Regions from separate parts of the Homo sapiens genome. Here region 2 is linked to region 1. A link is a contact called in ENCODE Hi-C data. All regions are on one chromosome and are shown on one strand. Each heading gives the region's core, a stretch centred on a gene start or an enhancer-like site at or near the end of the contact. The rest is flanking DNA. Distances are from core to core; before and after follow the strand shown.

Evidence for each region. A loop is a pair of places that touch in the nucleus more often than their neighbours do. Pooled maps may share reads with other maps.
Region 2: a pooled map of posterior vena cava shows a loop between it and region 1 (2.9-fold over the local background). The contact joins two enhancer-like sites. A Hi-C loop is called at or near these places in 3 of 168 maps with a recorded cell type or tissue (colonic mucosa, dorsolateral prefrontal cortex and heart left ventricle) and 7 of 50 pooled maps.

The regions. Positions count from the first base shown.
Region 1 is chr7:94,439,424-94,442,334 of GRCh38, forward strand. No RefSeq gene overlaps it. Among named protein-coding and RNA genes, the nearest start is that of COL1A2, 46 kb to the left of the region's middle. Within about 2 kb of position 1,493, at least 2 of the 41 ENCODE cell types and tissues checked have a DNase peak (open chromatin) inside an H3K27ac peak, as active enhancers do.
Region 2 is chr7:94,631,069-94,633,979 of GRCh38, forward strand. The region is part of intron 1 of SGCE (sarcoglycan epsilon); the gene reads right to left. It also overlaps a transcript of CASD1 not described here. Among named protein-coding and RNA genes, the nearest start is that of SGCE, 24 kb to the right of the region's middle. Within about 2 kb of position 1,428, at least 2 of the 41 ENCODE cell types and tissues checked have a DNase peak (open chromatin) inside an H3K27ac peak, as active enhancers do.

The DNA.
Region 1 (2,911 bases), core at 243-2,742:
AATATCAATAAAAATGAATCCAGATATAATAGAAAGCAATCGGGAAGGATGCCAAAGTTCCAAAGAAATCATCTCTCTTTCTATGGGAGCAGCCAAGATTTACTAGGTGCTTTTATGGCCCTTCCCCTCTGGGCATAACTGAAAAGCTAGAGGAAGAGCCTTAGCCAAGCTGAGCCACTCAACTCCTCTCTTTTGAAAATTTAAAAGTTGTAGTGGAGAATGGCAAGGAATAATGGAGGCATGACAATGACAGCACTCTACAGACGACTGTGAACTTTTGCAGATGAGGTCACAAAACAGTACTAGATTTTTGGTTGTTCTTTCAATTATGAAATAATCCAGTATCCTTCTACTAACTTTCCTTTTTGCTTAAGTTAGAGAAAGTTAATTTCTGTTATATAAAACAAAAACAGTTTCAACTAATATACCTAGTAAACAGGACATGGCAAAAATGGAGGAATACAGGACCATCTTAAAGTAGAAATAAGAGTCACAATTTTGAATAGTCTTAAAAAGTACCCAGATAAAGAACATTGTTGGAACACAATTCATGGATGTTTGGCATTTCTGCATGTTTTGCAAGCAGAGACACTGATGACCTTCGTTCTGAAATATCTGTTCAAGGATGTTTGTATAATGATAGTGTGCAACCTTGGAAGAGAGAGTTAATGTCTCCCTTCAGAGGAGAGGTTACTGTCCACTATAATCAAGATAATAGCTCCCTGCAGGGCAAATGTCAAGCAGGTTTGCTCCCAGCCCATTGTAGTTTTGGGTTCCATTTGTTGGTGTTTCTCAATTGCAACACATCCATTTGGATTGCTCTGCATTTTCCCCAAGGGACTTGGGGAAAGGGGGCCTGAAGCAAATATAAAGCTTTTAGTTCCTTGCCTTGCTGGAACAAAGTCTTTCGTCTCTGACCCAGAAGCTGCATGCCTTCCGCCAGCATCTATTAAACTGTGGCCGGCTAACATCTTAGCTTTAAAGTAGAGAAAATTCCAGATCCTTCAGAGTTCTTGACAAACATTTCAAAGAAGAATTTATAACAGAATGAAGCTGCATCCGTTCTGTATTCTTGTCTTTCAAGTTGCCTAGCAACTAGTTGGTCACCACTGATCTGACAATCTGCAGTAATGAACAACCACGCTATATAGAAAAGTGTAATTGAACTACATGCTTCTAGATGGCAGATTGTCTGATTCATCTCTGTATCTCTATCACCTAGCCCAGTAATACAGACTCCAGACTTCGTGATTTTATTGTTGCAGGACTTTTCCTTAGTTTAGCTAATGACAGGGTTCTTTGTTCCATGGCCACAAAAATTCAGGCTTGCAGATAGTTTGAATGGTGAGTAAGACAGGGTTTTACTGGGTGAAAAAAGAAGAAAAGGGGAAACGGGGACTCTCCCTAGGCCAGAGTCCCTGCTAGAGTACTTCTCGCCTGGTCATTTGAATTCCAGGTTCCAGATAGGAAGAGGAGGGGCCAGACTACTCCCCTCTGCAAACAGCGTGAACTTCCGTGTCTCCACCCAATGCACATTCCTCCTGGTGTGCAGGCTGGTTGGAGTTTTTCCAGGGACCCTCTCCCACCTGGCTATCTCATTATGTTGAACAATTATTAAACAAAAGAGGAAACTATAAAAATGACTGCTGGAATATGTATAGAGTTGTAGTAACTAAGATAGTCCAAAATCTGTATCATAGGTACTTTACCTTATAATCATCTTGTATCTTCAGGTTTATTTAAGCAAAACGAACAGAGATCCAGTCAAGGAAGCTCAGGTGACAGGGACATACATAGAGAAATAAGAGCAAGAAAGGTAACAGACTACTGAAATTGGAGCTGCAACGTGGCTGCTCCTTTATTTATTTATTTTTTTAGAGGCAGGGTCTTGCTATGTTGCCCAGGCTGAAATACAGTGGCTATTCATGGTGCCATCATAGCACACTGTGGCCTCGAATTCCTGGGCTCAAACAATCCTCCTGCCTCAGCCTCCCAAGTGGCTGGGACTACAGGCTCACACCACCATGACAGGCTTGGCTCTCTATTTAAGATGGCTTCAGAGATCTCAGGAGCAGGAGTTTGTGACTTTTTCAACTCTTTCCTCTACAGCTTCACCACTAATCTGGTTCATTCACATTCTGCATGTTTTTTTCATATCTGCTATTAATTGGCTTTCATCATTATTATTATTTGATTTCTAAGAGAGAGATTCTGATATAGTTCATAAATCTCTAGACAGCCTAGTAAGTGCTGACATTTGGGTAGGTATCCCATCATGAGAGTCGTGTGATATAAAACATAGCCACCTAGACATCAGAAGCTCTGCGTGGGCAATTTTTAAAGGGGGCAAGGGTATGAAAGACCATAAATAACATCTCTATTACAAACTGCATCACAAAAGTTGTAATGTTTTATAACTTTTCTCAATAAAACAGAAACTTAATTTAATTCAAATACTTTGTATTTGAATGCCTGCTTTGTATCTACCCATCTCACACTCTTCCTAGCACTCCTTTCTCCTTGAAAATATATATGTTGGTCAGGCCTGGTGGCTCACACCTATAATCCCAGCACTTTGGGAGGCCGAAGCAAAAGGATCACTTAAGCCCAGGAGCTTGAGACCAGCCTAGGCAACATAGTGAGACCCTGTCTCTACACAAATTTAAAAATTAGCCAGGTATGATGGTGTGCACCTGTACTCACAGCTACTACAGAGGATAAGGCAGGAGGATTGCTTGAGCCCAGGAGGTAGAGGCTGCAGTGATCATACCACTGCATCTCAGCCAGGGTGACAGAGTGAGACTCTATCTCAAAAAAAGAAAAGAAAAAAAAAAAAATATATATATATATATGCTTCTTCATGCAATTTGAGCATTTTGTTTTTAGATAAAGACTTAGAAAGAGTTCTTAG
Region 2 (2,911 bases), core at 178-2,677, 190 kb after region 1:
CTGTGTAACAGAGGGAAGGAAGCTACAAGTTATGTTTAAACTAGGTATGCAGAGAGATCTATTCTTTCCTGATTTGTTTTGTACTAGTATTCATAAGTGATCTTCCCCTGTGGCATTTACAGTACCCAACTTCTACTCAAGAACAATGTACTTACCAGCAGGAATAATCCCATTCCGCGAAACAAGAATGAATGAATCACAGAAAAATAGTAAAGATGAGAATTTTATACTTTTTTTTTTTTACCAGTTTGATACCACAATGTACCCTGAATGTGAGGTGCTATGGGGAATATGAAGATGAAAGAGACCCTGCCACTGCTTTCCAGGAGTTCACCATCTGGTATGGGAGACCAACATCCACCTAACTAGGTATTATCCCAGAGGTAAAACTGCTTTGGCAACACCTGGAAATATGGGAGGAGCAATTAAGGTTGGACAGATTCAGAAAAGATTTATGGAAGAAGTGGAATTCAATATGGCTCTTAAAATACTACAGTAGTAGGATTCTGAAACTCAGAGATGTGGAATTTCAGCATTTCACAGTGAACATATGTGCAAGATACAATACTGGATACTGTGGGGGCCTTTCGGGGAAGGGAATTAAGTCAGTAATGCTGGATCCTGGGGTAAATTTAAGGTAGGGGGAGGCAAAACTGGGAAGAAAAGAAGAGTTAAAATAGGGAGTTTTGAACTCCTGCTAAAAAGTCATTTCACTCTGTATATCAAAGTATTTAAATTCAGGATCACAACCCTACATCCAAAGCAGAGAACATTACAAATAATCTAAAGGAATCTCTTTGTAGTTTATCTAATTATCTAATTCATTCTTTCTAGAGATTAAAAATACCTTGAAGTACAGCACTAAGTTTTATTTACCTTGCTATTTTCTCGGCAGCTAGAAGAGAGTCTGGTATATTTGAATAATTGTATCAATGCCTATGGAATGGATGAGTACATTCTAATACAAAGTACGGCAGAGGTAAACACAAGTTTCCTATTAGTGAACTAAATATATATAATACTTAGAGGGATAGCATTCTGTAGATTATCATCCTTCATTGACATTATAAACTAATAGTCTCCCTTAGTATTTGCTGCTATAAGGTGGTAAAAGCTAGCTAACAAAGCAAAATGAAAGGTTGTTCATATTAAATAATACTGAAATGATTCCATTTTCTACATTGCCCTCCACAGGTCCTGAAGTGGAACCATTAAAGAAAGGGTACCTGCCACTCCATATCATCTCACTTCAAGAACTTGCATAGAACATCTCAGTTTCTGCTTTTATAAAAAACATTTCTGCGTTCTACAGAGCCAAGACACAATCTACCATGGCCCTCCTGGGTTTGAAGATGACAAGCACATTTCTTTATTCATGTGTACTCAATTGCCTTTCAGCAATCTGCTGAACTGCATACTTGCTGGTCAGTTACCTTGGCAACTCCACAGTAAAGGCTGCTTCACTTTAAGTATAGTATGCCATTCACTTTGAGAAAAACATGATACAGATGTATGACACATTCATCATCTAGAAATGGAAAATGACTAAGCCACTATGTTTTGTTTGTAAAAATAATACTTCCTTTCTGTAGCATCAGTTTAAATTACAGGCACCCACACAACATTTTAGAGGAGTGCCCTTTGCCTTTCCCTTTCGCATTTGTTACTTGCAAAACAAATAGCTCTGCAACGGAGGCAATTTAGGCAGTATTTACACCTATGCTTCCTTTCAAAAACAACAAATGACACAGAGAATTCGAAGCTATAGGTTCTTGTTCTAAACGTGAGCTATATAAATAAAGCTGATGGGGTCCACTCCAACACCTACAGAGGCTATTACTAACAGTTAACACATGTTGCAGTCACATATGCCCAGGCAGCACTCACAAACCATAAGCTTAAAGCATGTTGTTTTCCTTAAGAGCAAGTCTTGAAAATCAAATTTAAACACTCTAAGAATCCACAACACTAAGATCTAATAATCTCTGAAATATACATGTGTACAGTGCCATGCTAATCAAGCCAAGGTAACAGGGTCTGGCCTCTCTGTGTATCGCATGGTTTTGCAATCTTCTACGGCTGCAAATCCATTACCTCTGCAAACATACGCCACTAGATATAAATGAAACTGGAAAACTATGGGTGGTTAAATCCATGCAATTCTATCACTATTAATGGGAAAAACAATGAGACCAAAAGTCCAACCCGCAAGAGGTCAAAAATATCATCTCCAAATAGCAAGCATAGCTAGATTTACAAAGATTAAAAACTTCTGAAGACAGGTAGTCATAAGGAACAGAATTTTTTAAGTAATAATTACATATCTGAGTAGAGAGAGCCAAAGGGTTATGTAAGCAAGTAGCTGGGATCATTATCTCGCTCTCCCTAAACATAGATCCAATTTATCTCATCACCATGTTACCAAAACCTTGTTCACAAAACTGTTATCTGTATGTTTCATTCACAGGGTATAGAATCTGCAGCCATTTCAACAACTCTATATTATGTGACAGCATAGAGCCCAGAATCAAATAACAGACCACGAAAGCAGTAGCAAAAAAAAAGGGAGCTCATGCTAGCTAAACAATGTCTTGTTTTCCTTTACTAATAGTCCAGTGGAAACTCTCTCTCCATAATGAAAATATATGGGTGTGCACGTGTGCTTATTACAATTACCTTCAAAGCAAGTTTGAATGTATTTAGTAAACATTAAATTTTGAAAGTACTATGGTGGTACGCTGCCAATGAATCCACAGCATATAACTTCACAATTCTCACAATGATTATTCTTAATGGCATGTGCATAAGCACAGGCACACACACAGCCCCTTCACTACAAAAATGTCCAGAGAACACTTGCCAGTTCTTTTTCTGCATCACCAAGAACAATTACATGGCTATAAAGATAAAA